2 separate regions of the Mus musculus genome follow, and region 1 is linked to region 2. A link is a loop called in an ENCODE intact Hi-C map of the cell type or tissue named here. Cell type or tissue: heart. All regions are shown on one strand. Each heading gives the region's core, and the rest is flanking DNA. Links, peaks and the distances in the headings are about the cores only.

The links. Peaks named below come from ENCODE experiments on the same cell type or tissue, not always from the same donor. Only the 100,000 strongest peaks of a DNase experiment are listed, where the experiment ranks them.
Region 1: it touches region 2 in a loop (3-fold over the local background); 4 of 42 quality-filtered maps call a loop at or near these places.

The regions. Positions count from the first base shown.
Region 1 is chr14:87,447,170-87,463,767 of GRCm38, forward strand. It overlaps Tdrd3 (tudor domain containing 3), which reads left to right. Exons shown (of 14, transcript NM_172605.3): 2 at 9,865-9,949; 3 at 11,588-11,653. Among named protein-coding and RNA genes, the nearest start is that of Tdrd3, 39 kb to the left of the region's middle. In heart, for the core only: no CTCF peak of the experiment used is centred there; no DNase peak of the experiment used is centred there.
Region 2 is chr14:87,208,324-87,224,921 of GRCm38, forward strand. No RefSeq gene overlaps it. Among named protein-coding and RNA genes, the nearest start is that of Diaph3, 75 kb to the left of the region's middle. In heart, for the core only: a CTCF peak has its summit at 6,987 (motif pointing left); no DNase peak of the experiment used is centred there.

The DNA.
Region 1 (16,598 bases), core at 3,915-11,914, 240 kb after region 2:
GAAATGATGAAACCGACGGATCCTGCTTGTTAAAGTGTGGAGTGCAGACAGCCCTGCTTCACTAAAGTGCAGACAGGTGACTTGTCATGCTGCCTCCAGAGATGCAAACGGGCCCTGAACCTGTGGTCCCCTTGAGCTTAATCCCAGGCAGGCAGGCTTGCTTTCCTGAGGCCCTGGCAGGGCCTCTGCAGTCATGGGTGCTGGAAGACAGAAGTCAATTTCAAGTACAGGGTAGTAAGCTCCAGCCGAGCCTTGGACAGTGTATGGTTTTGGAGCCATATCACATTTGTGTCAAGAAAGGAGACAGAACTATGCAACCATTTCATATATTAAAAGATGGGTTATTGAAACTAGCTACACTCTTCCTCTAAATTAAAGTATGAAAATATTGAGTTAGGTCATAAAATATAACCTTGATGAAAGAAATAATACCCAGCATACACTTTGAATTTTATGAAAGTTTACTAAATGAAGAACATTGTTAAGTTACCTTGACTACTGTGGTTTTTGTGATACACCAAATATGAAATCTTATAGGAAATATTTTTTTATTAGGTATTTATTTCATTTACATTTCCAATGCTATCCCAAAAGTCCCCCCAACACTCCCCCACCTACTTTCCTCCCACCCACTCCCACTTCTTGGCCCTGGTGTTCCCCTGTACTGAGGCAGATAAAGTTTGCACAACCAATTGGCCTCTCTTTCCACTGATGGCCAACTAGGCCATCTTCTGATTCATATGCAGCTAGAGACAGGAGCTCTGGGGAGTACTGGGTAGTTCATATTGTTGTTCTACCTATAGGGTTGCAGATCCCCCCAGCTCCTTGGGTACTTTCTCTAGTTCCTCCATTGGGGGCCCTGTGATCCATCCAATAACTGCCTGTGAGCATCCACTTCTGTGTTTCCTAGGCCCCGGCATAGTCTCACAAGAGACAGCTATATCTGGGTCCTTTCAGCAAAATCTTGCTAGTGTACGCAATGGTGTCAGCGTTTGGAAGCTGATTATGGGATGGATCCCCGGATATGGCAGTCTCTAGATGGTCCATCCTTTCGTCACAGCTCCAAACTTTGTCTCTGTAACTCCTTCCATGGGTGTTTTGTTCCCACTTCTAAGAAGGGGCAAAGTGTCCACACTTTGGTCTTTGTTCTTCAGTTTCATGTGTTTAGCAAATTGTATCTTATATCTTGGGTATTCTAATTTTCTGGGCTAATATCCACTTATCAGTGAGTACATATTGTGAGAGTTCCTTTGTGATTGGGTTACCTCACTCAGGATGATGCCCTCTAGGGCCATCCATTTGGCTAGGAATTTCATAAATTCATTGTTTTTAATAGCTGAGTAGTACTCCATTGTGTAGATGTACCACATTTTCTGTATCCATTCCTCTGTTGAGGGGCATTTGGGTTCTTTCCAGCTTCTGGCTATTATAAATAAGGCTGCTATGAACATAGTGGAGCATGTGTCCTTCTTACCAGTTGGGGCATCTTCTGGATATATGCCTAGGAGAGGTATTGCGGGATCCTCCGGTAGTACTATGTCCAATTTTCTGAGGAACCACCAGACTGATTTCCAGAGTGGTTGTACAAGCTTGCAATCCCACCAACAATGGAGAAGTGTTCCCCTTTCTCCACATCCTCGCCAGCATCTGCTGTCACCTGAATTTTTCATCTTAGCCATTCTGACTGGTGTGAGGTGGAATCTCAGGGTTGTTTTGATTTGCATTTCCCTGATGATTAAGGATGTTGAACATTTTTTCAGGTGCTTCTCTGCCATTCGGTATTCCTCAGGTGAGAATTCTTTGTTTAGCTCTGAGCCCCATTTTTTAATGGGGTTATTTGATTTTCTGGAGTCTACCTTCTTGAGTTCATTATATATATTGAATATTAGTCCCCTATCTGATTTAGGATAGGTAAAGATCCTTTCCCAATCTGTTGGTGGCCTTTTTGTCTTATTGACGGTGTCTTTTGCCTTGCAGAAGCTTTGCAATCTTATGATTGGTCGATTCTCGATCTTACAGCACAAGCCATTGCTGTTCTATTCAGGAATTTTTCCCCTGTACCCTTATCTTCGAGGCTTTTCCCTACTTTCTCCTCAATAAGTTTCAGTGTCTTTGGTTTTATGTGGAGATCCTTAATCCACTTAGATTTGACCTTAGTACAAGGAGATAGGAATGGATCAGTTTGTATTCTTCTATAGGATATATTTTAAAATTATTATTTGCTCAGCTGTTCTAATAAACCTTCCAGGCTTAGAATCTTCATGGGTTGGTTCGGTATGGAAAGCATTTTAATATTTTAAATAGGGAAATGATTTTATGATGTATTGTTACCTATCTTTTATAGTTAGTCTTCAAATGTCATTTTTATTTTGGTATCAGAGAGAAACAATTATTGAAACAATATTGAAAGCATTGTTGTTAATATCTACTTGTCAGTGAGTATATACCATGTGTGTTCTTTTTTCACTGGGTTACCTCACTCAGGATATTTTCTAGTTCTATCCATTTCCCTAGGAATTTCATAAATTCATTCTTTTTAATAGCTGAGTAGTACTCCATTGTATAATGTACCACATTTTCTGTATCCATTCCTCTGTTGAGGGGAATCTGGGTTTTTTCCAGCTTCTGGCTATTATAAATAAGGCTGCTATGAACATAGTGGAGCATGTGTCCTTCTTACCGGTTGGAGCATCTTCTGGGTAAATGCCCAGGAGTGGTATAGCTGAGTCCTCAGGAAGTACTCTGTCCAATTTTCTGAAAAACCGCTAAACTGATTTCCAGAGTGGTTGTACCAGCTTTCAATCCCACCAGCAATGGAGGAGTGTTCCAGTATCTGCAGCATGTGCTGTCACCTGAGTTTTTGATCTTAGCCATTCTGACCTGTGTGAGGTAGAATCTCAGGGTTGTTTTGATTTGAATCTCCTTGGTGACTAAGGATGTTGAACATTTCTTTAGGTACTTCTCAACCACTCAGTATTCCTCAGTTGAGAATTCTTTGTTTACCTCTGTACCCATTTTTTAATAGGGTTATTTGGTTCTCTGGAGTCTTAACTTCTTGAGTTCTTTGTATATATATTGGATATTAGCCCTCTATCGGATGTAGGGTTGTTAAAGATCTTTCCCCAGTCTGTTGCCGTTTTGTCTTATTGACAGTATTCTTTGCTTTACGGAAGCTTTGCCATTTTATGAGATCCCATTTGTCTATTTTTGATCTTAGAGCATAAGTCATTGGTGTTCTGTTCAGGAAAATTTCCCCTGTGCCCATGTGTTTGAGGCTTTTCCCCAATTTCTCTTCTATTAGTTTCAGTGCCTCTGGTTTTATGTGGAGGTCCTTGATCCACTTGGACTTGATCAAGCTTTGTATATGGAGATAAGAATAGATCAACTTGCATTTTTCTACATGTTGACTGCCCGTTGAACCAGCACCATTTGTTGCTGTCTGTTTTCTACTTGATGCTTCAAGCTCCTTTGTCAAGATCAAGTGACTGCAGGTGTGTGGGCTCATATCTGGGTCTTCAGTTCTACTCTATTGATCTACCTGCCTGTCTTTGTCCCAATACCATACAGGTTTTTTTTAATCACTATTGCTCTTTAATACAGCTTGAGGTCAGGGATGGTGATTCCCCCAAATTTCTTTTGTTGTTGAGAATAGTTTTCACTATCCTGGGTTTTTTGTTACTCCAAATGAATTTACAAATTGCTCTTTCTAAGTCTATGAAGAATTGAGTTGGAATTTGATGGTGATTGCATTGAATACTCAAAATGCAATTCACAAACCGAATGACGCTCAAGAAGGAAGACCAAATTGTGGATACTTTGATCCTTCTTAGAAGGAGAACAAAATCATCTTGGGAGGAAATATGTAGAAAAAGTGTGGAGTAGAGACTGAAGGTATGACCAGTTTAGAGACTGCCCCACCAGTCATCAAACCCAGACATTATTGTAGATGTCAAGAAGTGCTTGCTGACAGGAGCCTGATACAGCTAGCTGTATCAGAGAGGCTCTACCAGAGCCTGATAAATACAGAGGTCGATGCTCACAGCCAACCATTGGACTGAGCACAGGGTCCACAATGGAGGAGCTAGAGAAAGGAGGACTGAAGGAGCTTGCAGCCCCATAGGAAGAACAATATCAAACAACCAGACCCCCAGAGCTCCCAGGGACTAAACCACCAACCAAAGAGTATACATAGTGGGACCCATGACTTCAGTTGTCTATGTAGGAGGGGATGGCCTTGTTGGATATCAGTGGGAGGAGAGGTCCTTGGTCCTATGAAGGCTTGATGCCCCATTGTATGGGAATGCCAGGGCGGGGAGGTGGGAGTGAGTGGGTGAGTGGGGGAGCACGCTCATAGAAGCAGGGGGAGGGGGAATAGCATAGGGGGTTTCTGGGGGCGGTGGGGAGGACCGGAAAAGGGATAACATTTGAAATGTCAATAAAGAAAATATGCCCCCCCCCAAAAAAGAAAGAAAGAAAGAAAGAAAGAAAGAAAGAAAGAAAGAAAGAAAGAGAAAGAAAGCATCTTTGTAGCTACTACACATCAGAACACAATTAGGTGCTCACTGTACAGATCTGAGCACCGGAGCTGGGCTTCCTCAGACAGACATAAGCAGTGCAGATGTGACTGCCTGCCTGTGACCCTGGCATTCAGACATGCTAGCACCAGAGCAGCTGCCTCCAGGCTCAGCACAGTACCTGTCTATTATGGTGGGCTTTGAGGACAGTGTGCCCATGCCAACCTTGGAACCCCACGTGCACTTATGCAACACACTCACACACACACAGTCACACACTCACACTGTATTCATAAATTTCTGCATTTCCAAAGGATAAGTGTAGAAACAAAGTAAACAAATGTATCTTTTCATGGACTGTTTTTTGTTTTATCAGTTGTACCTTTGAATGTCTACTAAAGGAGTTTCTTCTAAACTTGATTTTTATATCAAACAAAAATTCGGAAATTCCAACAGTTCATTTTATTTTCTCTTTATTTCCTGGCAGCAACAACAGCGACAACAACAATGAAATGTCCTAGCCTGCTTTAGTACGTTTATTTGAGGCTTTGCTTTCCAGCAGCAATGCAGTATTTTACTAGTGAATCGATGCTGCCATCTTGTGGTCTTTTCCGGTAGTGCAGTCTTCATAATTATCCCTGTTAGGTCAGCTCTTCAAAGACAGTCCTTAACAACAACAACTTTTGATTTTTAGTTTCCAAATTTTAAATGCTTTAAAATGTTACCTTAGATATAGTTTTGTAAAAGATTTCCCCTAGAACTTTTACTCTGGCCATTGAAATTCTTAAAGTTGACCAGCAGGTTGTTAATTTTAAGTATCCATATTGTTTTGTATTTCCTTAACTAGCTTTTCAGGATAATAGATACTCTGTAGTGTTTAGTTAGTTGTAAATAAGTTTTTGCACATTTGTCTTATTTCTGCTACAGACTATTTTTCTGAAGTTAGGCCTTTTGTGTACTATGACTTTCATGATGATTTCTTTGACTTTAAGTGTGTCTATTTTTATAACAAACTAAAATTTGATGTAAAAGACACTAATGTTTAATGTGTTGTGAATGTATGTGTATGCAGGAAAATTATTATAACAGATTAATATAGCAGCAAAAATATCTTCGATTTGTACATAAATCATAAAAAGTTAACACTGAGAAAAGCAATTCTAAAGATAGTTTATTATTAAATGAAATATATGTTGTATTGAGAGAAGTTTACTAAATTAAGACTACCACCAAGGACTTATACTCAGAGGGACTTTAAACACACACACACACACTCTCTTTTTATATATATATATATATATATATATGTATATATATATATACATATGTATACACACACACACACACACACACACACACACACACACATATATATATATATATATATATAGCTAGCTTTGGGCCATCTATATGTAAACCATAGAAACCATAGAACCATAGAAAAAGTTGTATTTCCAGCTTGATTTCTGTGTCCTGCAACTGAAGTGTATTATGTCCTTAGGAAAAGCTCTTATCTCGGTATAATAGGCAACTAAAAGCAGCAACTGTGTTGTTGTGAGGTTGCTGGGACCTCCCTTGCTCTGAGATTTTTATCTTATAACCAATGCTTCCCTTGGGAAGAAAAATTCTCATCCATGCAGGATACCTGTGCTCATCCTTTTGTTGTTGTTAAGTCTTTTCATTCACTTTTATGTACATTTCGTTCAATTACACACACTCATCCCCCTCTGGTGTGTGTGTGTGTGTGTGTGTGTGTGTGTGACTGAGAGAGAGAGAGAGAGAGAGAGAGAGAGAGCGCTCATGTGAGCGTGCTCATGTATCCGCCCTCCTGCCTGTCTCTCACCTCCCCGTCTGCACTTGACCCTCTAACCCACAGACTTCCCTGTCTACTTTTGTCATGTGTTCTGCTTTGTTCAGCCACCTTAAGTCCTTGCACCCTTCCCGCTATCATGGACCGTCTACTTTTCAGGCCTCTATGAACACTCCAAATTCAGCACACAAATTGAAAATCTTGAAGATCCGTGTATAAGACAGAGCAAGTGTTTTTAGGTTACCTCACTTTGTATACTAATTCCTGTCCCGTCCATTTTCCTTGTCATTTCACTTTCTTTAGACATGAATGAAGTTCCATTATGTAGAGGTACCACAATTCCATTGTATGGTCATCAGGTACTGGACATCTACACAGCTCAATTGTTCTAGTGTGGCTTGTTCTTTCTTGTGTACTTATGGATGGATTTGCCAAACGATTCTTTCAACTCTATCTTGATCACACTGCTGTTGCTGTGAAGAGACACCGTGACCATGGCAACTGTTCTGAAAGAAAGCATTTAATTGGGGCTTGTTTCAGAGGATGAGAGGTTTAGTCCGTTATCATCGTGACAGGGAACCTGCTATCACACAGACAGACACTGTGCTGGAGAAGGAGCTGAGAGTTCTCCGTTCTGTTCGCATGCATCAGGAATAGAGAGTGATGCCGGGTCTGCCTGGCTTGTGGTTTCTAAGCCCCCAGTGACACTTCCTCCAATCAGGCCACACCTCTTCAGCCTTCTCAAGTAGTGCCACTCCCTGATGAGCCTGTGGGGGTCATTCTTAGTTCAAACCACCACAGAGTATCTTCTGTAGCGCTTGCTAAGTGGTCATAGAAACCCTTAGTCAATTTTTATCATGCAAAGTATTTTCTTTTCAGTTATGTCACATAATTTTGCTGATAACAGTAATATGGTTTGGCAATAGGGAATCCTTCAATGCCCTTCTGGTCTTAAAAGTTTTGGTTGAATAATCTGTTATTCTTATGGGCCTGCCTTTTTATATGTTTGTTTTGTTTTTATTTGTATATTGTTTGAATTTTTAAGATGTTTTTAAGCAAGACACAGTAAAGCCTGTAAAGTAGACTGTTCCGTGGGCAGAACAAAGGTTTATTGGAGACCATATTGTCAAGGCCGCGCTGTCTGCAGTGGAGGGAAGGTGGAAACTTGCTCTCTGCAGTCTCCATGTATTGAGTGGTTCTAGTGTGAGCATAAGTGATTTTTTTTTTTTTTTTACATTTCATATGTTTGCTGTGCCCACAGTAGCTTGAGTTATTGGAATTTAGTTACTTTATCTTCATGTTCCATCAGGAATTACATATTAAATTTTCAATCTGATGTCTACATATCATATAGGAGCTAGTGACTCAGTGTGGCAGCAAATAAAAAATATAGTTCAGAGACACACCCCTGCCAACCGTCTTCCCCCATCCCTCAAGAAACCAAAACACAAAGCTGCAGTAAAAGTCCCACGAAGACATTTAATTCAGAGACAAGGCTATTGCTTCATTGTCACATGGCTCCTGTGTCTAGGTTGATAGAGCCCCTGTTAATTCAGAGGATGGTTTTCTCATTGACATTTTAAAGCCGACGTGCTGTCTGTATGTACTAATAGACTACGTGCTGTCTGTATGTACTAATAGACTACGTGCTGTCTGTATGTACTAATAGACTACGTGCTGTCTGTATGTACTAATAGACTCTGTCCTGTTATTTTCGAAGTTTGAGTTTCAGTTCACACATAAGTGGACATTGATCATCTCAGTGAGTGGAGATATACATGTATATGTACATAAACACGCATATATACCTATTCATATATACCTATTCAATTCAATTCAATATATATGTTTATATATGTGAATATCTATATAAAGTGTGTGTGTGTATATATATATATATATATATATATATGATTAGTGAACTCTTGACAAAACAGGAGCATAAGTGATTGACACCTTCAGCTGACAGCCGCTGGTAAGGACATTAGTTGCGGGTCTGATTGTGTTCTTCCCTTTCCCGTGCTGTATGAAATGGCATAAAAGACCCCTTCTACTTTCACCTGAAACGGTTAGCTGTGACTGTTCACTATTAGAGAAATAGCCACAGTGTCACACCGCATCTCTGCACGAGTGAGCATGTGCTGCTCTGTGGATGACCCAACAAGCTCCTACGTATCGGAGTGCATGTGCCCGTGTGAGCCGAAGCCTGCTTTGTTTGGCTTAATAAAAGCACAAGGGCCGGAAATGAGATGAGACAGTAACTGCCTCCCTGGTCCCCATGCTGAAGCTGGGTCATGGCTGCCTGGTGGTAGGGCCTTGTGCAGTGTGCAGGGCTGCTGGCCAGGAGGCCTATGGATTGTCCCAGACTCAGAGATAGATCAGGGCAAGCTGGCTTTGTTTTGGCCATCCTGGTTATAGTGGGTGTTCCTGAGCCCTGACATCTGGATGTAGCAAGTAAGGTTGAAACAATAGCCTGTCTTTTACCCTGGCTTTCTGCCTTCCAGATGTTTTCAGGGTTTGGGTGTGTCTGTCTCTTAACCTGAGGTGAAGGTGTTGGTAGTGACCTTCAGCTCTGCTGCTCTGCAATTTTCCATCTAGTTGGAGCTGACTGCTGATTTGAAATGGTTGTTTTTGAAGTTGAATGAAATGCTTTTGAATGGTAATTAAGTGACACCAATAATTTTATTATTTTGTGTGTGTGTGTGTACTCTTGTACGATAGTGCAAGCATGGTAGTCAGGACAGCTTGTGGGAGCTGGCTCTCTTCTTAAACCTCATAGGTGACAGGGATCAAACTAGAGTTATCTGGACACTCTGTAAGTGCATTGTCTAACTGAGCCTTCTTGCTAACTCAGGCAGCATTTAAAACCAATGCATGTTTTCTTTTTGAGATTAAAGTATAATGGTCTCATTCCCTCTCTCCTCCCTCTAATCCTTCCCATACACCCCTCCTTGCTCTCTTGCAAATAAATGGTCTTTATTTTCATTAATTATTGTTACATACATATGTGTATATGCGTATGTATTCTTAAATGCATAAATAAACTGCTCAGCCTGCATAACGTTACTTGTATGCATGTTTTCAGGACTGACTGACTGGTATTTGGTACTGGTATGATCAATTACTGGATGATCAATTACTGGATGATCAATTACTGGATGATCAATTACTGGATGATCAATTACTGTGCTCTTCCCTGGGGAAGACAATTCCAAGGAAGCTTTTGTTCATTTTTTAAAAATCATTTTGGAAATTTTGTAAGCAGATTAAACTTATATAACGTGTCATTTCTACTGAAACTAAGATAGCGCATCACAGGCAGACTTAGAACTCAGTGGCTTTTCCCACAAATCATATGGATAATTTTATTTTTATATATTATCCCATTAAGGGTATAGAAAAATATGTATGTATTCTTAGGATAGCATATAGACTAGGATGTTTTGCTCTTAGTATTAAATAGAAAATAAAACTGGATATTATAAAATTTTGCTTACTATTAAATGTAGGTACTATTATGCTGTTTATTTTATTTAACAGGTACCTTTCAGATGAAGGCGTTGAAGCCTGCACAAGCTCTCCTGGGAAAGGCAGCATAAATGACATCATCCTGATTGCTCTCAATGTAGGTTACGTTTATTAACTTTATTTAGACATTTTTAAAATTTAAGCTATACCAATGAAAAATTCATCATAAACTGTGTTTTATGATAAGTAAATGACTTAGAGGAGATCTTTAATTTTTGTCTCTTAAGTTACAGAGATACAAAGGGGGAGTGGGTGGGTAGGGGAGTGGGGGTGGCTGGGTATGGGGGACTTTTGGTATAGCATTGGAAATGTAAATGAGCTAAATACCTAATAAAAATGGAAAAAAAAAGTTACAGAGATACTTGTTAAGTTTAGTGACCTAATATTAGCTAGTTGTAAATATCATATACAATGCAATGAAAAGGAAAAAGTCCACTTTCCAACTTTTTGTAGAATCCATACTTTGAGTAGCTTCATAATAGTAAGAACTGACAATTCTTTAAAACAGTTTTCCATTTGGTTTGCGTTAGATTAGCTGTAGCCTTAATTTATTTGAAAACATCATTTCCTTTCCTTCTGTGTACTCGTGGTTGGCTTGCCTGTATAAATGAGTACCTGGCGGCCTGGGAAGTCAGTTGAGGTTGCTGCAGCGCAGATGCTTGTGACCCGCCATATGGGTGCTGGTAACCAAAGCCAAGTCCTCTGCAAGAGCAACAAGTGCTGGTGACCACTGAGCCTCTGCCCACCCTCTGTATCTCAGGGTTAGATGTTTTCTTTATGCTCAGATTTTTGTGTTGAAAAAGACAAGTATTATTGTTTTCATTTGTAAGTAGGAAAATATAAATATTAAGAAATAGCATTAAAATCTTCCATGCAATTTAGGTTCAAATATTTGAATTATTCAGAAACAATTAAGTGCAGTCTTAATTTGTTGCACACTATTCAGTGCTTAGTAAGTATAAAAGACAGTCTTATTATCTCTCTTGAGATCCATATTCCATAGAATGACCTTCCACATAATCTTAGGTTTTCATTTTGAAGACAGCCCCTCCCATAGTCCTGAAGAGCCCCACGTTGTATATGGACTTGTCACAGGTCAGGATGCTCCTGTCACCTCTGTGAGCAGCCGCTATGCTTTAGTTTCTGTGTGTGATGGTGTGCTGAATTACACATACCTACCTACCGTTTCCTCACCGTTTGCCCTCACCGCTGTAGGTTACATAGCAAGCAGGGAGACAGAGAGCCTTAGGGCAGGCGCTGCCGCTCCACTGCCCAGCGGCTCCCTTCCCTGTCACTGCCTTTGCTTGCTGCACTAGGGGTGTTAGGCTGGTGCAGTGATAGGTTTTCATGGCTCTGGATGTTAAGAATATATGGGATTTGGTTATTAAAACATACACAGCTTTATTGTAGTCCAGAGCTATCATTTGATATTTGGATACGGCATTAGCTTTCAGTAGGACATAGTGATGTACTGTTGGGGATTTCAGTGGAGAAGAATGACTAAGGTAGAAGAGTAACAAAGAAATGTGCTGCTTCGGCCTCTCACTGTTTGTTTCCTGGAGCAATGCACAGATGCCAGTACATTATTTGAAAATAGCAACTATAGTTTATTACTAGTTAAAGATGTTTGCTTAGTTTTTGTTCCACAAACCTGAAGTAATTTCTTTTGATCCTAAGCCTGAATTTAGTTTTAATTTTCTATAATTCTATTTTAATGATAAAATATTTATTTTAGACAGATTTGAGAACAATTGGCAAGAAGTTCCTTCCCAGTGACATCAACGGTGGAAAGGTAGAGAAGGTAAAGAGGAGGCTGCCTCTCGCTCCGCTGGCGGCCATTACACATTGGGGTGTGCACTCTGACCTGACAGACAGGCTGCACGGCCTCACACTTAGGCTGCTGTTTCCCTTCCCTGCTGTTGTTGAACGTTATTAAAAGTAAAATTCTGGTGAATTTTAAATGTTAAAAACTCCATTTAGAAATTATGAATATGGTGTATTAGCTTGGCATGTGACTCTTGTCGCATTACCAACGTGCCCGACAAGTCCTCTTTTCTGTTTGTGTTGTAGGTTCCTTTGTAAACTGCTCCTAAGCTTGCTCAGTCCTTTATGAGTATAAAAGCATATGGCTGTGAGGTTATTCGTTTGGAAAAGATGTATGTTTGGGTCTGTTTCATTGTGTGCTTATAGACAGGTGTTCATATGGATTTTCTCAGGGGCCTCAGTTTTAAATGCAGGAATACCTTTTAAAAATAATCAGTGAGGGATGAAATTTCCTGCACATTTCTGTTGAGTTATTTTTTAATTTGAAAATAAATGTATAATATTTTAGTAAAGAATTTAAGCTATGCTGTTGGTCCTATATCGATGTTAGTCGAGTTTCTTGGCTGTGTTATAGTCTCAGTGTCATGTTTACGTTCCCCAGAGGGAGTGGAGAGCAGGGGTCACTCTCCTCACCATCATTCTTTGTACACTCGTCACTACCACAGATTCTTTCCCCATTTACCTTGGATCTTTTGTTTATTGTTAATTTCAAGTATTCTTTTCTGATTATTAGTGTGTTTTTACAAAGTTCTCTCCAATTTGTTTTCTTTTTTGACTTTTTGTTACAGAAATATTTGTTCTCAGATGTAGTTTTCTGCTGAATTTGACTTGGTCTCTGAACTATCCCTACCCCTGCTTGAGTTTCCAGTCCGTAGCATGAAGATGAAACCTGATAATTTGCATTTTAATCCTTATTAGGAGATGTTGGCCTTGGGTGGGAGCATCCTTAGGAAAACCCCCACATTCTAACTGCAGGTTGGGTGGCCGCTGTGGATGGCTGTGGTGGACAGTAATCACACCATAGTCCATGCCATCTCTATCTAGTTGAGTTAAGACAATGAGAGCTCACTGTAGCAGTGTTTACTGTCTGCCTGTTGTCTCTGTGTCCATAGACTCAGAGCTCACCTTGCTGCTGCCTTGAGCTCACCAGCAGATGGAGACCTTCTTTGTCTTGGTCACTTTCTGAGCACAGTTTTGCTTCTAAAGTTGTGTGCAGTATTTTTTAAAGGTTTCTTTTGAAGGCAGTTGATAACAATAAACAAAACTTTATAATGTAGAATATTCTGTGATACATATTATCACTTAAAACATGCTTAAATGTGATGCTAATTTATACATAGAATGAATAGATTAAAGATTCCCTTTTATATGAAATAGGAATTTCTAGGTATTTCTTTTTCTGTTCTTCCTCATTGATTATATTTTCCCTTTGACTAGCTGCTGCTGAGACCAAATACAATTCCACTCACAGCAGGAATGAAAAGGTTTTGAAAACAGGTTTAATAGAAAATTTAAAAGCTGATACATAGATTGTACTCATTTTGTTGGCCATTAGAACTCTACATACTCTATTTAAATGCAGCTGTATTTAGGCTAAATATTCAAGAGATAAACTTCTAGTGCACACTGAAGATTAATGCCACTCACTATACTTTGTAACTTTATTACAAAGATTTACTGCCTAGCATTTCATCATGGTAATAGTATCTGTTTGTTATAAGGATATAGTCTAACACTAAATTACATATGTTACAGTTCTAGTTTAAAATAAGCTTTATCTTAATCTGTAAATAAGCTATAGGGCTATATTAGTAAGTATGTTTTTTAAATTAAACATTAGCTGTTTACTTTGCAGTGTAAATTATTATGTAAAGCATACTTAAATATGATGTTAATTTATATATAGAATGAATAGAAATTGCTAGATCGTTCTTTTTATGTTCTGTTATTGATTATATTTTTCTTTCACTAGCAGCTTCTGACATGAAGCGTAGTTGCTGGATTTTAGTATGGAATAATACTCTTTAGTTTACCTTTTATATTAAGAAAGGAAGAAAGATTGGTAAGGGAGAAGCTGAGAGGGAAAGAGAGCAAGCTAGATTACGTTAACTCTCAAACAGAGCAGATGTGGGAAGCAACTTTACAATATTTCAGCCAATGTCAAAACGTCAAAAGGATGTTTACAGTATACGTCTTTAGAGGGGGGAGCTGGGCATGGTGGCGTACGCCTTTAATCCCAGCACTCGGGAGGCAGAGGCAGGTAGATCTTTGAGTTTGAGGCCAGCCTGGTCTACAGAGTGAGTTCCAGGACAGCCAGGGCTACACAGAGAAACCCTGTCTCGTAAAACCAAAAAAAAAAAAAAAAAAAAAAAAAGAGGCGGGGAAGCCATGAGTCAGATCAGGTGTGGAGAATATGATGGGACCAATAACAAACCAGGAAGACACAAGTACAGCCATTGCCTCATCCAGAGGTGTCTCTAATTGTTAAATTTAGTGATTCTTGACAAGTTACTTAATCTTTCTAGAGGTTAATATCTATATTATTAAAGTATTATTCCTTTATGCCATTGAAATATTAAATGATCCTGAACTTGAAATGTTCAATGGCGTGTAGTCCACATGGTGACTTTGTTATGTTCAGAATGGTTTGTTTTTCTCTGACATCTAAAAGCGCCCAAATGTTAATTAATGACCTCGGCTGGGTTGCTCGTTACTGAGCTCTCCAGAAGAATTCAGGGAAGGACTCAAGCACAGGGACCGATCTTCATTGTCTGCATTTAGTCCTGACCGTCCTGGAGCCAGACTGGTGTTTGTGGTAGGACCAGCGATGGCCTTAGCCCTGGTGTGACTAATTCTGCCGAGTCCCAGTCTGTCTGTGACACTCCCATCGCAGAGGAGACGAAGACAGATGCTTGAGGACTGGGAACATTTCCCAAGTAGTTAGAAGCAAGGAGAAGAGGGAACCGGCATCTTGTAGGAATTTCCTCCGTTTGTTGTGTGGGATTTATTTTGAAAAAGCCTCCCGAAAGTGTCTTCCGCAGCTCCTTTCTGGGCCTCAGATACTTCACAGTGTTCTGGAGCGTTTCCAGAGAGATCAGCCACTCTCTTCAGAGGTGGATGGGAGGAGGCTACATTTCATCTCCCAAAAGGCCAACGCTTGTGTTGTTGCTGTTACGATTAGTAAGACTAAGATAACACTATTTTCATGATTTGGTAATTTCAGATTAGAAAGAGAATGGAAAGCTAGTAGATTTTTGATCCGGTCTGTAGTCTACTATGTATTTAATCTCATTTCAAGATGTCTTGGCCTTCAGAAAAATACTTCATTTGGATTTTGCAGCTGAAGTCTTAGTCATTGCTATTATCATTAATTATTTTGAGAGAATATAGAATTGCAAAAGGTAAAATTACTTTATTAGTAATTATGATATTTTCCCTGAGGGCTTTCTGTTGTGATTGTAAAAAGATAAATATTAAGACATGTTCTATGGGCGTGTGGTGAGGTGTGGGGGAATGGTGCCTTGGCAGGCCCCTGCTAAGTAAGGATTCCTTCCCTCTGAGGACCAGCCTCATGATGGTGTAGTATAGAATAGAGTTTATTTATGCCATGGGGAGGGGAAGAGTAGTAGAGGCAGAGAGAGGCAGAGAGGGGAGAGGAGAGAAGTAGAGGCTGGCCATGGCCATGTAGAGAGAGGGAGCAGGGGAGTGCAGAGAGAGAGGGGAGCAAGAGGGCAAGAGGCAAGAGAGTAAGAGGACGGGCAAGCAACCCCTTGTATAGTAGGTCAGGCCTACCTGGCTGTTGCCAGGTAACCGTGGGGGTGGACTCCAGGCAGAATATTAACGCTTTCCCCTTCTCATTCCATCTGTGGCATTATTTTGAAGTTTTTATGTACCATGTGTTTGACCATAGTTTCATAGATTTCAAGTAGAGACTTGGAAAGTGGTTGAAAAGGTAGACAGAGGTTTTCTTCCAGGTTTCCCACTCCAGGCTATGTGTTCCATAGGCTCCCCATAGGCACTGCAGGCTACATGTTCCATAGGCTCCCCATAGGCACTGCAGGCTACATGTTCCATAGGCTCCCCATAGGCACTCCAGGCTACATGTTCCATAGGCTCCCCATAGGCACTGCAGGCTACATGTTCCATAGGCTCCCCATAGGCACTGCAGGCTACATGTTCCATAGGCTCCCCATAGGCACTCCAGGCTACATGTTCCATAGGCTCCCCATAGGCACTCCAGGCTACATGTTCCATAGGCTCCCCATAGGCACTGCAGGCTACATGTTCCATAGGCTCCCCATAGGCACTGCAGGCTATGTGTTCCATAGGCTCCCCATAGGCACTCCAGGCTACATGTTCCATAGGCTCCCCATAGGCACTGCAGGCTACATGTTCCATAGGCTCCCCATAGGCACTCCAGGCTACATGTTCCATAGGCTCCCCATAGGCACTCCAGGCTACATGTTCCATAGGTCCCCCCCAACCAGGCCCTAAATGTTGGAGACTGAGTGAGTGAATGTGTGTGTGTGTGGTGTATGTTGTGTTGTGTTGTGTGTGTTGTGTGTGAGAGAGACCCAGAGAGGTAGGCAGGCAGGCAGGCAGTGAGGCAAACTGACAGAGACAGAGACACGTGTGTGTGTGTGTGTGTGTGTGTGTGTGTGTGTGTGTGTGTGTGTGTGTTATATCTCATGAAATCTCTTAGGTTTTTAAGGACAGGATGTTCTGAAGTCTTGGGACAGCTGGTAGTACACAAGCTGGAGACCATGGGAAGTAGTCATAATGTAAGTGCAGTATAGTTAATATTTTTCTCTGTTCAATTTTAATTTTTTGTTATTTTCATAGATGTTTAAAACAAAGTAGGCTTGGTAATTATAAGAGATAGTGTAGTTTGAATGCTTTGTGTTCAGTGCAGTTACTGGAGG
Region 2 (16,598 bases), core at 3,385-11,384:
GAGTCTAGGGAACCATGTTCATATCCATAATAATGAAGCTAGATAAGGGTGCGGGACTCAGATTCTGCCATCAAAACAAACGTCCAGCACCATGTGAAAGGCTTTGATAAGCGGCCTGTGAAGACAGTTTATGTAGCCCATTTGTCATTGAATACGGTTTCATCCTTAGCACAACATTTTTAAACAGCTTGATTTAAAAAAAAAATCAATAGTCCTTGAGTAAGAATGGTATCAGAACAATAATCTTCAATTTAATATTAAGCACCCCCATCTCTTTTAGCTTTAAACCAACTGGCCCATATCATAGTAAATACAGCAGTGACTGTCCTCAAAGACTCCTCCTGGCTCTTGTCATGTAGAGAAGGCACAGGTTCGTCTGTCCTTCCTTCCTTTCTTCCTTCTTTGCTTCCTTCCTCCTTCCTTCTTTCCTCCCTCCTCCCCTTCTTTCCTTATTCCTTCTTTCTCTCTTATATTTTTCAAATTTGATTGTATGTGATAAAACCTTATTCAAGACTAATCGTTTAGCAGAATTTTCTAGAAACTAACTCTGGTTGGGAAGACCACTGGAAAACCCTACACGAAAATGGTTTGTTTGATTGGCAGATTTTTATAACCAAAGGAGAGAAGTATTTTTAAAATGCAATTTGCTCAGGGTGGAAATCTGCTAGGCAGTATATAAATGGAAAATATCAACGACGTATAGCTTCTGCATTCAAGGAAAATTTCTATTGTGGCATTCAACAGTGTGAGTAGCTAGACCTAGAAATGACAATCGTTGAGAACTGCGTCTTCCAGTTTGCTCTTCACCTTCAGGTGAGCTGAACTCCCAAGATTTGGCACTTGGATTCTTGGTTTCTCTCCTGAGTGGATAGCATCTCAGTAGTTAGAATTTGTATATTTAAGCTCAGGACTTTCAAATCTGGGTGACTGATTCAAGCCCTGAAAAGTAAGTCCAAAATATGGCCTATTCAGAAGCAACTGAGAGTGGAGAAAATAAAAAGACACTTTCCTAAGTTGCAGTGACTTCAGTATGAGACTGGAGGAAATGAAATTTTTCTTCTCACATAAGCAATGCTAAAAGAAGTCTCAATCCCAGAGGTATTATTCCCACCAAGAATAATTCTCTGTGAGTTGTGTTTGAAAAGGCTAATTATCTTTTAAAAAAAGATGTAATTTAAAAAATGTATATGTATGCAGGTACCCCTGAAGACCAGAAGAGGGCACAATAACAAAAAAAGGAGTTTGAGGGGGAGGATACAGGAGGGGTTGGAGGGAGGAAAGGGAAAAATGATGTCACATTTCAATGAAGAAATAAAATTTTTAAAAATTAAAAAGAAAAGCGTTGGATCCCTTGGTTCCCTGTAGCTAGAGTTATAGGTGGCTAGGAACCAGTTGCTGGGAGCCAACTGCTCTTAACCACTGAGGTAAAGCTCCAGCCCCAACACTAGCCATCTTACGACATAGACTCAATTGCAATAGAGAAAGATTCCATTCTCTTACATCTACCAACAGAATGGTAGAACAGGGCAGACTCAAAGTATGACCCCACTTGCATAGTACAAAGCTAGAAGAATCAAAGCGACGTAAATGTTTCAAGACACATGATATATTTTAATCTTGTAGCACTGAACGGAAGATCTGCTTATTCAGAAATCTCCTAGTTTCTCTTACTAGGCAGTCATGAACCCTTCAGAGATGCTGCTCTGTCTAGTTTATTTATCTCCTTATAAGTAACCCTCCCACTGAGGTTAGAATGTAACAGAGGTGTACTAGACCTAGTCCACCCATGCTCATTAGAACTCATTGCTCTGTTTTCAGAAAGTTTGTAATCTATTATTAAAAGCTAAAGTATTTAAAATTAGAATTTGGAATTAAATTTTAAAATTGCTGTTGACTTGACAGAGAATCTCACATATCCGAGCCTGGTCTGAAACTTGCTATATAGCTGAAGATGATTCTGAACTTCAGATCCTTCTGTCTCCACTTCTCAAATGCTGGGATTCTAGGTGTGTGCCACCATGACTGGTGTATGCAGCACTGGAGAATAAATCCCAGGGCCTTGTGCATTCTACATAAACACTCTACCAACTATAATACATCCCCTCTCTATATTTTTAAGGTAGCCACACCAAGAGCTATCACAAGCTAGTTATTTTAAATACATTGCACAGCTATTTGTATTCACTATTTGCATTCCTGTTTTTTTCCCCTGTATGGTAGAAATAGAATACATTTATGAGCTACCTAACACTCAGTAATGTTAGGTCAATAACTTGAAATCAACCATGATCATTTACATTATAGAAATTGGCAAACACATAAAGGTAGGTGCTAAATGTTTTTTATCACACCCTGGAAATAAGACTATGAATAGATGTCAGCTCTTTTGCCAATACATGACAAAATAATTACTTAGGTTTACATGACTGGCCAGTAGGACATTTTGCCAGCAACTAGCTATTTTTATAATGTTGTGAGCCTTGATACTCAGAAGTAAACCCCCCTTATTCTTTTTATCACCAGTGAAAATTGTAAATCAGCGGCAATAAAGAATTTAAATTAGGTTTCAACAAGAAATAAAAGCTATGCCAATCAACTATGTGGGTAGCACTTTATGTTGTTAGAAAAGTAGTAGAGATATGATACTCATAAATCTCCTGTATGAATATATCAGAGATGGGGAAAGCTATCATGGAGGGAAGGACATAAATTCTGCCATGAGAAAGAAATGTACTAAATTAAGGAAATGTGCTACATGGGTCCATAATTTGATGATATTGTGAGATATGCTTTTGTTGAGTATTGCTGTGTTTGCCCCCAATCGGGAGAAAGCTTTACCAAAGAATAAGGGATTTATTGTAGATTGATTTCGTGACTACCTAATGGAACCCAGGCCCATCTGTGGGAGATAAGTCCCTTGTCCGGTGTCTTTCCATTTAGTTTTCCTTACTAGATCAGTCACGAAGCATTCAACTTCTCTACAGTCCCCAATGAGCTTCAAGAAAGTATTCACGTCTACCTAATTTCTTAGATCCCTCAGCCCTTGTGACAAAGTGAGCCTTTCCTTAGTGATGATTAGTGTGAACTGTAATGACATTTTCATAATGACATTTATTAGCAAGTGTGTAAATGCACATGTGTGTGAACAAGAGCTGTAGGGCAAAATTTCAGCTGATGAAAAATAAATAAAAACTTTCAAATTTTATTCGTGTGTGTGTGTGTGGTTGTACATTTGTATGTGTAGATTCACTCATCTTTGTGCGCCTATATGGTGGTAGGAGGATGGCATGTGTCTTCTTCACCGCCGTATTTTTTGGAGACAGGATCTCTCATGGAACCTGGAGTTCACTATTTAGGCTAGACCAATGAATGAGCAAGTGGCTAGGATGCTCCTATTCTGCCTCCCTGAATGTACAGCATCCTGCCTGGCAGGTCCATGGGTGCTAGGGATGTAAGCTCAGATCCTCCTGCTTACACAGAAAGTACTTTATCCACCGAGACACCTCCCCCACCCCATTAAATAACATTAAAAATAAAAATGTTCACAAAAATACATGAAAATGTCAGAACTGAAAATAAGACAGGAGCCCACATTTTATACAGAGTGGTATTCTCATCAGCAGGCCAGACTCCCAAGTGAACGAATGCCCTCGCTCTTTTGTCTTTCGTGAGTTCGCTCAGTTAGTCATTCCTTCTTTCCTCACATTTTATTCTCTTTTCTGGAATTCTCGTCCATTCTCAAGACCTGAGAACATGTTAGGCTCAATCACCCTTAAAGCAAAAACACAAAAGAGAGAACGGCCCTTTCTCCACTGCCTTCATTTCGCTCTGGTTATCAGTTGCCTCATTTCTTCCTTTTGAAATTTTTTTTTTCTCAAAAAGGTAATTCCTGTAAATGGTGTTTTCTCGGTGAACAATCTTGCTGTATCTTCCCAAGAGATCTCTTCTCCATTGATTTCTGCGATGCTGCATTTCTCCCATTTCTATTTGTACCTCCAAGCATCCTTTTTCTGCCCTGTTGGCTCTCTTCTTTACTTCTGCCTTTCCTGGAAAGTATTTTTTTTAATTAGATATTATCTTTATTTACATTTCAAATGTTATCCCCTTTCCTGGTTTCCCTTCCTCTATCCTCTCCTCCCTCCCCCTGCTCCCCAACCCACCCACTCCCTCTTCTTGGCCCTGGCATTCCCCTACAGTGGGGCATAGAGCCGTTACAAGACCAAGGGCCTCTTCTCCTGTTGATAACCGATGCTACATATGCAGCTAGAGCCATGGGTCTCTCCATGTGTACTCTTTTGTTGGTGGTTTAGTCCCTGGGAGCTCTCCATTGGAGCTGCAAACCCCTTCAGCTCCTTGGGTACTTTCTCTAGCTCCTACATTGGGGTCCTTTTCCCTCCCCTTCCAGCATTAGTAACTCTATCACTTCCCATACTTAAGTGCACTGTTACTATTTCTTGTTCTGATATCTCTCTGGAGCAACATAGTCCTGTACATCTGACCTGCTGACCATCTCTCAGCCACTTCCTGGATCTCTCAAACTCCACATATCCTAGAGTAAATGATTCACATCTGCCCCAGCACGTTTTAGTTATGCTGAGTGACTCCCGGACCGCACTAGGACTCCATCAAGGAAGCTTGGACTCACTCTCGAGTCTTCCATTTTCTCTCTGGCCTCCACTCCTCTGAAACTGATATTTATTATGGGCCCAAAACCTGCAGCCAAGCCGTGTGTCTGGAAAGATATCCTGTCACAATCTGTCCAAGATCAGCCCATCACATTTGTCCTTTCTATTCTTGTCTGCCTTTCTCTCCTCTCTTCTCTGTGCCTCCTCTGCTGTAGCCTGAGCACTCTTCCTCCAGACATGTGCATAGCTCTCCTTTCTTCACTCACTTCCTGCTGACCGAACTCTTATCTTGGAGTGTTTTCCTAGCCGCCATCTGCCATGCCTTCCACTCCTATTTTATAGTTCTCCTATTCTCTTTCGCTTTGGTTTCTAGCATTTATAGCACAACTGACACGTATGTTTGTCTGCTTTCCCCATTTGTATTAATTACTTTGTTTCTGTAACAAAGTATATAACAGAAACAAAGAGGAAGGACTTCATGGTTAAGTAACCTCAGCCCATCATGCCTAAGAAAGCATGGTGGGGTAGGACTTTGCACATCACGGTGGGCAGGAAGCAGAGGAAGTGGAATATGGGAAGGGGACTTGGAGAAGAGAAAACCTGACAGACACTCCATTAGCCCACTTACTTTTATGAAGTCCCAGTTTTATTTTTCATCACCTCAAAATGTCATCAGACTATGAATCCATCAAGGGATCAAGCCATTCATTAGGTCAGAACCTTCATGATCAAATAACCCACGGAAACACGTTTGTAGACTAATCCAGAGATTCACTTCAGTAATCTCCTAGGTGATGTTTCAAGCCAATTAAGTTGGCAAAAATGATTAACCAAAATAGTATTTGAATGTACATTTCTTCAGTTTTTAAAAAGAGTTTTACCTTTTATTTCATGTGTAAGTGTTTTTCTGTATGTATATACATGTACCACGTATGTACTCGGTTTCTAAAAGGGATAGAAGAGGGTGTTGCAGTCTCTGTAACTGGAGCTACAGAGGATTGTGAGCCTCTCTGTAGGTGCTAGGAACTTACTGCAGGTCTTCTGCAAAATTAGCAAGTGCTCGTAACCACGGAGCCATCTCGGCAGCCTCTAAAATCCACATTTACTGAGAGCACAGAGATTTTGGTAACAAGCTCCTTGGACCCTAGAACTGCAGTTGTACAATATAAATTTGTTAAATAAGCGAATGATTCGTCTCATAATAATCTATTTCTTTAACTTTGTTGGTGCTCTTTTGAGACAGTATTGGTTATACTCAAGCCTGCTTCCAACATGTACCCTGCGACTCAGCCTCACTAGTGATGATTTATAAGCCTACGTCTATTTCTTTATATCTGATTTCTCTTTTCATTTCTCCTTTTGTATATTGAGTGGATATTCATTTACCCAGTTCCTATAACGAGATCTGCAGAATGTGGGGTGCTTGATAGTCTCACTGCCCAACTGTCATTGCCACCAGACTAAACTTTTGCAACTGTTTGCTAGATGGTTTCCTTGATTATGGTCAAGCTAACCTTTGTAACTCTTCTCTTTGCCCTTGACAGATTGAATTTCAAACTTGGCCCTAACTGATCATCTCTGTAAAGACCTCTTTAGTCATTTCAGTAGCACCCCTTGACCTTGGTACCCCACTATACCTTCCTTGCACCACAGTGTACCATGGTTACATGGCACATAGATCATGGCACATTACTACATGCGTTTGCACATCTGTATGCTTTGTAACTCACTGAGGACAGAGGTCTGCTATTTGCCACAAGACTATTTTATCCTCACTGTTCTACATAGTGTGGGGCTTTCATGAATGCTTGACAAATATTTAATGAGTGAACAGTATTTTGCTTAATTATCATTAATTATGTCAAGTTTAATGTATTTATATCCAGATCATGCACAGTATCCTACCTTGTAAAAAAGTGCTGCATCCTCAAGTCCCGGGCAAATGGCAGGCATAACTTCCTCTCTCTCTCTCTCTCAGACATAGAAGATTTGATTTGTATCTGTTTCCTAAGATTAGCATATACCTAAAACTGGGTTGATAACATCAAGTCTGCTGTGAAGATTATTAAATTGAACGTTGAAGGATTAACCAAAAAGAAAAAAAAAGTAGAAACATTTTCTGCTTTCAAGGATCAAAATAACTAGAAGACAATACCCACAGAAAATAGGATCATCATCATTTTTGAATGATACTAAAATTAGGTCTATCCGATATTCACACAGGAAAAAGAAGATGTGCTTAAAGTGTGTCTGTGGCCAAGCTGGAATTTACCATAGGAGATAAACAGCCTTGTGGGATGGCAGCTGATCTCCCTAGAGGGTTGTGCACAGGAGAGTCATCTTTTTTCAAGCCTGCAGCGCTCTCTACTGGCCATTGGTATGCCAAGGGCATCTAGCAGAAAACAGCATCATGCCAGTTTGGACCACAGTGTACATGGAGGGAGGAAAAGCAACACAGAACACAAGGAAATGGTGCTGAGTTCCACATGAGCACTCTGGATACTCTAGGCTGTGTTCAGAAGGAGGCCACCAAACAGGAATGACAACAGACTTCCAAGACTAAAAACCAAAAGTGATTCAAGTTCAAAATTGTGATATTCAGGCATTCTGGGTAATGATTGTGTCCAAAAAAAAAAATGAGTCAGGGAGACAAATTAACATTTATAAGCGAATCTGCATAATGTAGGATGATTATATGTGCATGCAATGCCTTGTTCAAACTGTCTCCCTCAATGAATCCTTGCAGAATTGCAGGACAGGTGACAACAGCCCATTTTTATTAGGGGAGGCAATCGTGGAAAAGAAAGGCTTATATCTGCTGTTTATTTACATAAGTGTGAGGCTGGATATTTTAACTCTGCATGTTCCAGTCCCAGCAGTGGGGCTGCTCGAGGAGACACTTGGCCTTTTGCACATCTGTCACATCTTGACCACCTCCTTGCTTCTTGGCCCAGGAGAACAGTTCAGGCTTCCTCTTGAGATGCTCTTGCCTGAGTTCTTGAATCAGGCCAAGGAGCCCTGGCTCAGATGATGAGGTTTTTAAAATGATGGATGAGCATGCTGCGAGGGTACTACAGTAGACTCGCAAAGAGAGAGAAGGAAAGAAAATACACGCACGTGTGCACATCCATGCATTCCATATGTATTTACCTATATCTTTAGCTGATATATCTTCTAATATAGGAAAAGCTGACCTCCAAACTGAAGCTTCAGATTCCAAACTACTACCCCAGGGTTCATGATAGCATACCCCATCTCTTTTCCCACAATGAGAAATCATACTATCATTATCCACAGTATATTTATTTATTTCCGCAATCCTAAAATACATAAAAGGTAGTCATTGAATTGCTACTCATAACTTAGTTTTGAGAGGATCACTATCTAACAATATTTTTAGGAAGCTTTTATTTCTTTAGCCATACAACATGGATCCCAAAACACTGCTTTCAATATCTGTTATAACATACATAGCCATGTTGGTATTCTCTACTTATTAATTTATTTCATTGAGTATGACTATTATTATGATGATAATATGCCGTAGCATATTTATGCATATATGTGTGCTTATATGTATGCCTATGTGTGCATCTGTGCATGCATGTGAGTGTGTGCATGTGGAAGTCAGAGGTCAACGTTAGATATTTTCCTCAGCTCTCTCCACCTTATTTTTTGAGACAGAATTTCTTTCTTAATCTGGGGGTCACTCACTTAGCTGGACTAGCTGGCTAGCAAGCTCCTAAGAATCCTTTTCTTTTCTTTTTCTTTTTTTTTTTTTTTTTGATTTTTCAGAACCTACTTTTAATAAGGGTTCTTAAATGCTTTAACCTTCCTTTTGTAGCCTACCACCTATCAGAGGCAGAGGAAGAGAACCGTTACTAGGATATAGGGAAGTGGACCTGGTTAGAAATGGTTCTTTGGAGAAAATTCAATCTGCTTTGTCAGGAAATCAGCAGTTCAGTTCACAGGAATTGGCAGTGACAGCTCAATCCACTCATAAACACCATTCACAAATCGGCAATGTCAGGTCGATCCAGAAGAAACCACAAGGCTCTGCTGTACCCTGTTTAGAAGTACTGTCAGGGTAACAAATACAAATCAGCAGTGGTGGCACGACCCAGCAGAACCAGCCAGGCCGCTGCTGAACTGGCACAAGTCAGCAGGAGTGACCAGGGCCAGCGGGGATGCCAGGAGAAGTTCTCTGCCATGCCTCTCTCAACTAAGTCAAGTGTTGCAAAGCTAGCCATGTAAGCCAGCTGTCATTGTCCGTTGAGTCCTATTTATACTCCTTCCAGACATCACATGTCCTCCCACAGATCTTGCCTCAGTAAAACTCCATGAAAGTCTGTGTCAGCTGACGTATCCAGAAACTTCCACTTCACTCGGCCAATCAGCCCAAGTCCAAGGAAGTGGCAAGAAGCTGCCAGAAGTTTTTTGGTGCATTTCTTTCTATAAAGTCGTGACAAACAAAGACCAGTAAGGAATGGCAATACCATCTCTAGCATCATACACTGTCTGTTGGGTTACATTCATATTTCTTCTTAACCTCATACATCCTTTCACGTGTTTGCTTTAGCAAAACATCCTTTCACCTGTGTCTGCTTCAGGAAAACATTCGTCCATATGTCTGCTTTAGCAAGACATCCTTTCACCTCTGTGCCCCAGCAAAACATCAATTAACATAACCGACTTTCCAAAGAAAGCATAAGTTTGCACTTCAGCTAAGGACACTTTAGCCCTGTCTCTCCATACACTCATTCTTGTAGGACACAGAAGAGCAGAGGATGAGCAAAAGAGTGCTCACATGTTTGCCTTTTCAGTGCTGGGATTACACATGCGTGCCACTGCCCTGGCTTTTTTTTTCTTTTTTAACATGAGCTGTGAAGGTTCAAATACAGGTCCTGTGTAGCAAGCACTTTACTAAATGATCTCTCTCTCTCTGTATATGTGTATGTGTGTATGATATATATATATGATATATGGGTATGTGTAATTGCTAAATTCCCACTGAAATGGTTGTACTAGTTTTCATTTTCAACACATATAAAAAGTACCAGTCTGGGAGAATTGCCCCACAGCACACAAGCTAGCTAACCTCACACCTGTACCGACAAAAATGACATGAGAGAGTCTGCATTGAAAATGAGGCATAAATGTGCAGACCAACGCTCTAATGGAAGCTGTCCTCTGACAGCTTATGTGACATATGTGCACTATGTCATGCCTGTACTTGCCCTCACATGTACATCATATATATACATCATACACAGTATGTGCATACATACACACACAGATACCAAGAGTCCCACACAGAAACACACACACTCAGGATGATGCCCTCCAGGTCCATCCATTTGCCTAGGAATTTCATAAATTCATTCTTTTTAATAGCTGAGTAGTACTCCATTGTGTAAATGTACCACATTTTCTGTATCCAGTCCTCTGTTGAGGGGCATCTGGGTTCTTTCCAGCTTCTGGCTATTATAAATAAGGCTGCTATGAACATAGTGGAGCATGTGTCCTTCTTATCGGTTGGAACATCTTCTGGATATATGCCCAGGAGAGGTATTGCGGGGTTCTCCGGTAGTACTATGTCCAATTTTCTGAGGAACCACCGGACTGATTTCCAGAGTGGTTGTAAAAGCTTGCAATCCCACCAACAATGGAGGAGTGTTCCTCTTTCTCCACATCTTTGCCAGCATCTGCTGTCACCTGAATTTTTGATCTTAGCCATTCTGACTGGTGTGAGGTGGAATCTCAGGGTTGTTTTGATTTGCATTTCCCTGATGATTAAGGATGTTGAACATCACAAAAGAACTCGCACAATATGTACTCACTGATAAGTGGATATTAGCCCAGAAACTTAGAATACCCAAGATATAAGTTACAATTTGCAAAACACATGAAACTCAAGAAGAAGGAAGGCCAAAGTGTGGACACTTTGCCCCTTCTTAAAATTGGGAACAAAACACACATGGAAGGAGTTACAGAGACAAAGTTTGGAGCTGAGACAAAAGGATGGACCATCTAGAGATTGCCATATCAGGGGATCCATCCCATAATCAGCTTCCAAACGCTGACACCATTGCATACACTAGCAAGATTTTGCTGAAAGGATCCTGATATAGCTGTCTCTTGTGAGACTATGCCGGGGCCTAGCAAACACAGAAGTGGATGCTCACAGTCAGCTATTGGATGGATCACAGGGCCCCCAATGGAGGAGCTAGAGAAAGTACCCAAGGAGCTAAAGGGATCTGCAACCCTATAGGTGTAACAACAATATGAACTAACCAGTACTCTCCCCCCCGCACCCCCCCCCCAGCTCGTGTCTCTAGCTGCATATGAATCAGAAGATGGCCTAGTCGGCCATGGGTGGAAAGAGAGGCCCATTGGTTGTGCAAACTTTATATGCCTCAGTACAGGGGAACGCCAGGGCCAAGAAGTGGGAGTGGGTGGGGGAGCATGTGGGGGACTTTTGGGATAGCTTTGGAAATGTAAATGAAATAAATACCCAATTAAAAAAAAGAAACACACACACATAGAGACACAAACACAGAACCAAGTATAGATATACAGATACACACACACACACACACACACACACACACGCGCACACGCACACGCACACGCACACGCACACACACACACATGTGCGCGCACACACACACATACACTTAGAGTGCCTACTTCCATTCAGTTTGGCCAATGGAATGTACTATCTTATCTTTTACTGTCAGCAGTCACACAGTTGGGAACATCCTTTTTTCCCCTGTTTTTATAATTAGATTTTAATTAGCAGTGACTTTAGTATATATTTAATACTATGGGACATTTTTATATCTTTTGGGGAGCATTGTCTATCATTTCTCCTTTTCTTTCTATGCAGTTCTCAGTCCTTTGCCCCCCCCCCCCCAATTTTCAATCAGAATCTCAGCAATCTGCTGCTCAGCTGATCATAAAATACCTCAGTTTAACTTATAGATACTGAATTTAGAGCATACATTATTTACTTTCTCTTTTGCTGTGATAAAACACTGCCTGAAAGCAACTTGGGGAGAGAATGAAAAAAAAATAGTAAAGGACATGACTGCTCCTAGGTATGGTGGAGAAGAAAGTTTATTGTAGATAAAAGGGAGAGCACAGCCAGAGGCGGAGGCATTTGGTTGAATCCAGAGCAGACTTGACCGTGAGCCATGTGAGGAGACATGTGGAGGGGAGGGAGAAGAGGAAGAGGGGAACCAGGCACAGACGCTAAGAGGCCAAAAAGATAAGAGAAAGGCCTATAACCAAAATGGCTAGATTAAATAGGGAAGAGCCTCTGGGAGAAGGGGATTTGGGCAGCAGGGGGAGTGGGGGGTGAGGTGGAGGAGTGGGTAGAGGGTGTGGTATGCCAGAAATACTCTGTAACAGGTAGGGTCTGAGAAATGTTGGAAGAACGTGGTAGTCAGGCTCACCTTCATATGTTAAATAGACACCTTAGTCATTTGTTTCAAGAGTTTGAGAAGAAAAGATAGTTCATATGACAGGTTATAGACTATCAGATAGAGAAGTCAAGGCAGGAAGGAACTCAAGGCAGGAACTTAAAGCAGAAACCAGAGGAGTGCTGCTTACTTGCTTGCTCCCCCTGGCTTGCTCAGCAACCGTTTTTATATAGCCCAGGCCCACCTGCTTAGGATAGTATCGTCTACAGCGGGCTGGGCCCTCCTACATTAAGTAAAACTCAAGAAAATGCCTCACACCCATTGGACTTGCAAACTTTATATGCCCCAGTACATGGGAACGTCAGGGCCAAAAAGGGGGAGTGGGTGAGTAGGGGATTGGGGGGGTGGGTATGGGGGACCTTTGGGATAGCATTGAAAATGTAAACGAGGAAAATTCCTAATTAAAAAAATAAAAAAAAAAAAGAAAATGCCTCACAGACATACCTACAGCCCAATCTAAATGGCAGTAGTTCCTCAATTGAAGTCCCCTTTTCTCCGCTGTGTCAAGGTGCCAACCAAGCCATCACAAGGCACACCATCGCTCTACTTTTCTCATTTTACAAACACTATTTCACTATGTGGCTAAATGACTTAACAGACCCCCATCCTCCACCCCTTACCCCCACCTTGGCCCTGCCAAATTCATGGACCCACCCATGGAACTCCTTCAAGCAGTACGTACTTCATGATCACAAAGAAAATACTTCATAAACAAATGATATATTGATTTAAGCATTCTCTAACTCTGGCACTCATAAGCAAAGGTAATAAATAAAATAAGTGGGAAGCATGGAATGTTGGAGAAAATGAAAGTACATAATGATGAGACAACTTCTTTAAGATCAGAGAATAAAAAACATCAGCTATGTGACTTCTGGTTAAAATTTAGGTTTCCTTTAATGTCCTTGTTGCTTGTAAAAGAACAAATAAAGACTTTTTAAATTTTGAAGGTGATATTAAATGAAGCATTTTTTAAAAGGAAAAGAGCATAGTAAATAACAGAAACAGTGCAAATGGAACTGACAAGGTTAGGAATGTGTGAGTTGGCAATCTTAGCACGTGATTAATCTCAGAAAGACCCTTAATAGTACTCAGTGAGGAAAGATACCAGCATTACAAACATAAAGAAGTCCTAGAACATGAACTTCTAGTAGGGTTGAGAATAACAAATAGACTAGCACTAACACAAAAAAGATACACTACTGGTAGTAGAATTGCTCATGGAATTACGTATACTTAGCAGGCAGAAATGAGAAACAAATACATAGTGATAATAAACTGTATTAAGGGCATTCACCATCCTTATGAGAGCTCACACAAGTTAATGACAGTCAATGTGGTGCTACCTTCTCCTTCTCCTCCTCCTCCTCCTTCTTCTCCTCCTCTTCTTCTTTATACTCATATATTTTTTAAAAATTCTACTCCTAAATTTATTTAGGTCCGATCATTTCTATCGTATTTGTAGTTGACAAGTATTACCCATTAATTATTTGTGTCATTTATAAGGATCTGTGTTGTTAAGTTTCTTGGGTACCACAACACTGCTCCCTTCTATCAAATCCTTTGTAACGTCCTGTATTCACTGATGATGAAACTGAAGCAGAGTGTACTGTATCACTGTTGCAACATACAGTTTGATCTTATGACCATCAAATATTCTAGGACTGTAAGAAAGATCCAGCAAAGACACTGACAATCATTTTTCTGGAGGTGCAAGTGGATATTTTAGCAGATATATATACCCTCTACCACACTCCTCAATTCTCTTTCTGGATCAGAGAAGGAATTCTAGACAATATGCTAACAAATGGGTATGGCGGTGTATCTATCTAGTCTGCTCTTTCCATCATTACACTACAGCACTAGCTAGGGGCTTAAACTTCAGGAATTTATTTCCTCACCATGGAAGTTAAATGCTTAATATCAAGATGCCAGCGTAGTCAATTTCTCTTAGGCCTGTATCCCGGAGTTGTATTCCGATGTGAGTGAGGGAAGCTCTCTGACACTTCTTTGAAGCACACCAGTCTTCCAAGAATCCCACCAATAGCACTTCATTTAACTAAAATGACTTCCTTTTATACAGTCACCTGGAAGATGAAATCTCTAACACCAACATTTGAGGAGAGGATACACAACCAGTCAACTTTCAATGTTACCTCAATAAAGCTTCATTTATAAGATCTAGTGATCTTACTGGGACACAAAGAAAGAGCCATGTGAAGATCTGGGGGTGTGAAAGAACACATTCAAAAGAGAGAAAGAAGTTGGTGTGGTGCAAGATAAGGGAAGAAAGGTTGGCTATAACCACCTGCCTTGTGCAGGAGCTTAGCAACTTATTGGGGACTTCTGTCCACTGAAAATTATCCTTCCTTTTATCTTCTGAAGTACATTGATGACCTACAACATACTTGGGAGCCAAAGATCTCACAGTTTAAATACCTACAAGTTATTTTTCAGTTATGATCACAAAAAAGGATGCGCCAATCTCTCCCCAAATGAGAAACAAGTTTGCACACATTCATCACATATTTACTGAGAAGAGAAAGAGAAAAAAGTGAACATTTTCTTTTATGAGGCTTACAGTCTAAAAAGCAACAGAAAGATGTCAAGGAAATAGTCCCTTAAAAAAAACCAACCAACCAACCAACCAAACAAACAAACAAAAAAACCAATCATCTGCACTGAGCTTCCATTAGATCTTTGTGAAGACTACAACAAAGGAACTTGGCCTAGGACGTGGATGTGAGAGGCATTCTCGAGAAAGCCTTCTTCCTTTCTATCCTGAATCCTTGAGAGATGCCAACGTGGTTAAATTTCTCTTTTCCCAGTGACAGAGCTGCTAAGATGTCTTTGCTCACTCAGGTAACAACCCCTGCTCTGTCTCCAGTTCAACTGCTGGCCAGGGCTAAAATCTCTAGAGAAATTAGCTTCTGAAGATCCCCAATCCCACAGAGGTGCTGTTTGTCTTCCTTTTCTTGTGTTCTTCTGAGGGGATCTCTGACCTGTGCCTCTTCCCTGGGGTTCAGACAATGCCATTCCTAGAGTAATGAAGAGGCTGCTGGTCACTTACTCTGTCACTGCTGCCTCAGAAAACCAAATGGCCTGGGGGAACATGTTAAAATGAAAACAGCACCACTACATAAAGGAATAGACATAGAAACAGCACATAAAAGAAGGGCATTGCCTATGCCTGGCATTCCTTTAGCTCCTCCTCCTCCCTCCCCACCAAGCTTGTCTTGGAGTCATCTCTATTGCTTCACCTTTCAAAGCAACCCTAACATTCCACTTCTTCTCTGCACAAGTGTCTGGGGGGGGGTGTTATTCTTCCATCCTACTTCCTATTGTTTGATGATAAGAGTTACATAACAAACTAGCTATTTCCTGCACACCGTTTCAAGCAGCAAAGGCCTTTGCTGTCTCCTCTTTCTGGAATGAATTCCTTTGTGTCTTTTCCTGAAGAATTCAGTCAGGTTCAGCTGATGAACATGTCATTACCTTTGTTGTGTGATCCCAGGCTGCCTTTTTCTGGGAACCCTGAAGCATGAGTTCAGCCCCACTCTGGGCTCTCGCGGCTCCCTCTGTTCTCTCTATTATAGTTTTCACTCCATTTTTGTCATTATATTGTAATTAGTGTTTGCAGATTGGTCTTTCCCCTCTAGACCACAACTGCTTGAGACCCCAGTTAGTTATGTTGTATTCTCTGTGCCTCCACTGCCTTCAGTATCTGCCACTCAATGGGTGCTGGAAAGTGTAAAAATGAGTTTGTTGATTACACATGTCCCCCACACAGGATCATTTTGTACAAATGTAGATAGGTGGAACTAAGTGATTGCAGCTATTCTGCTAATGAAAAGGAAGAGATTAACGCATAATGGTTGGGTGACACCTTTGCTTTTTTTTTTTTCTTCTTTCTGATAACTGTTCAATCTTTACTCTCCTAAAACCGAGAAGAACACCTAACCATGACAATTTCCCACCATCTAGCCCAGGTCAGCCGAAGAGATTTTCTCTTACCAATCAATCTATTTTGAGTCTGGATTCAGACATCTTAGGATTACAAACGAGTTGGCTTATGGGATATAGTCTAGTTTGCTCTGTGTTGCTGTGATGGAACACTGACCAAAAGGAACTTGGAGAGGAAACTTGGCATTCCTTTAGCTCCTCCTCCTCCCTCCCCACCAAGCTTGTCTTGGAGTCCTCTCTACTGCTTCACCTTTCAAAGCAACCCTAACATTCCACTTCTTCTGTGCACAAGTGTTACAAGGCTATTATTGAGGGAAGCCAGGGCAGGAGTTCAAGGCTAGAACCTTTCAATTACCAATGGTTGGTTGGCATCCAGTTTCTTAGGCTCCTTGGCACAGGGAAGTAGCATTGCCCAGGAGAGGGAATGAAATAGAAACAAACAAAAGCAAGTCCAACATCCAGTTCTGCTGCTGCCTTTCTGATGCATGAACCCCACAATAAAGGCTTTTTGCTTTTGCTTCATTAT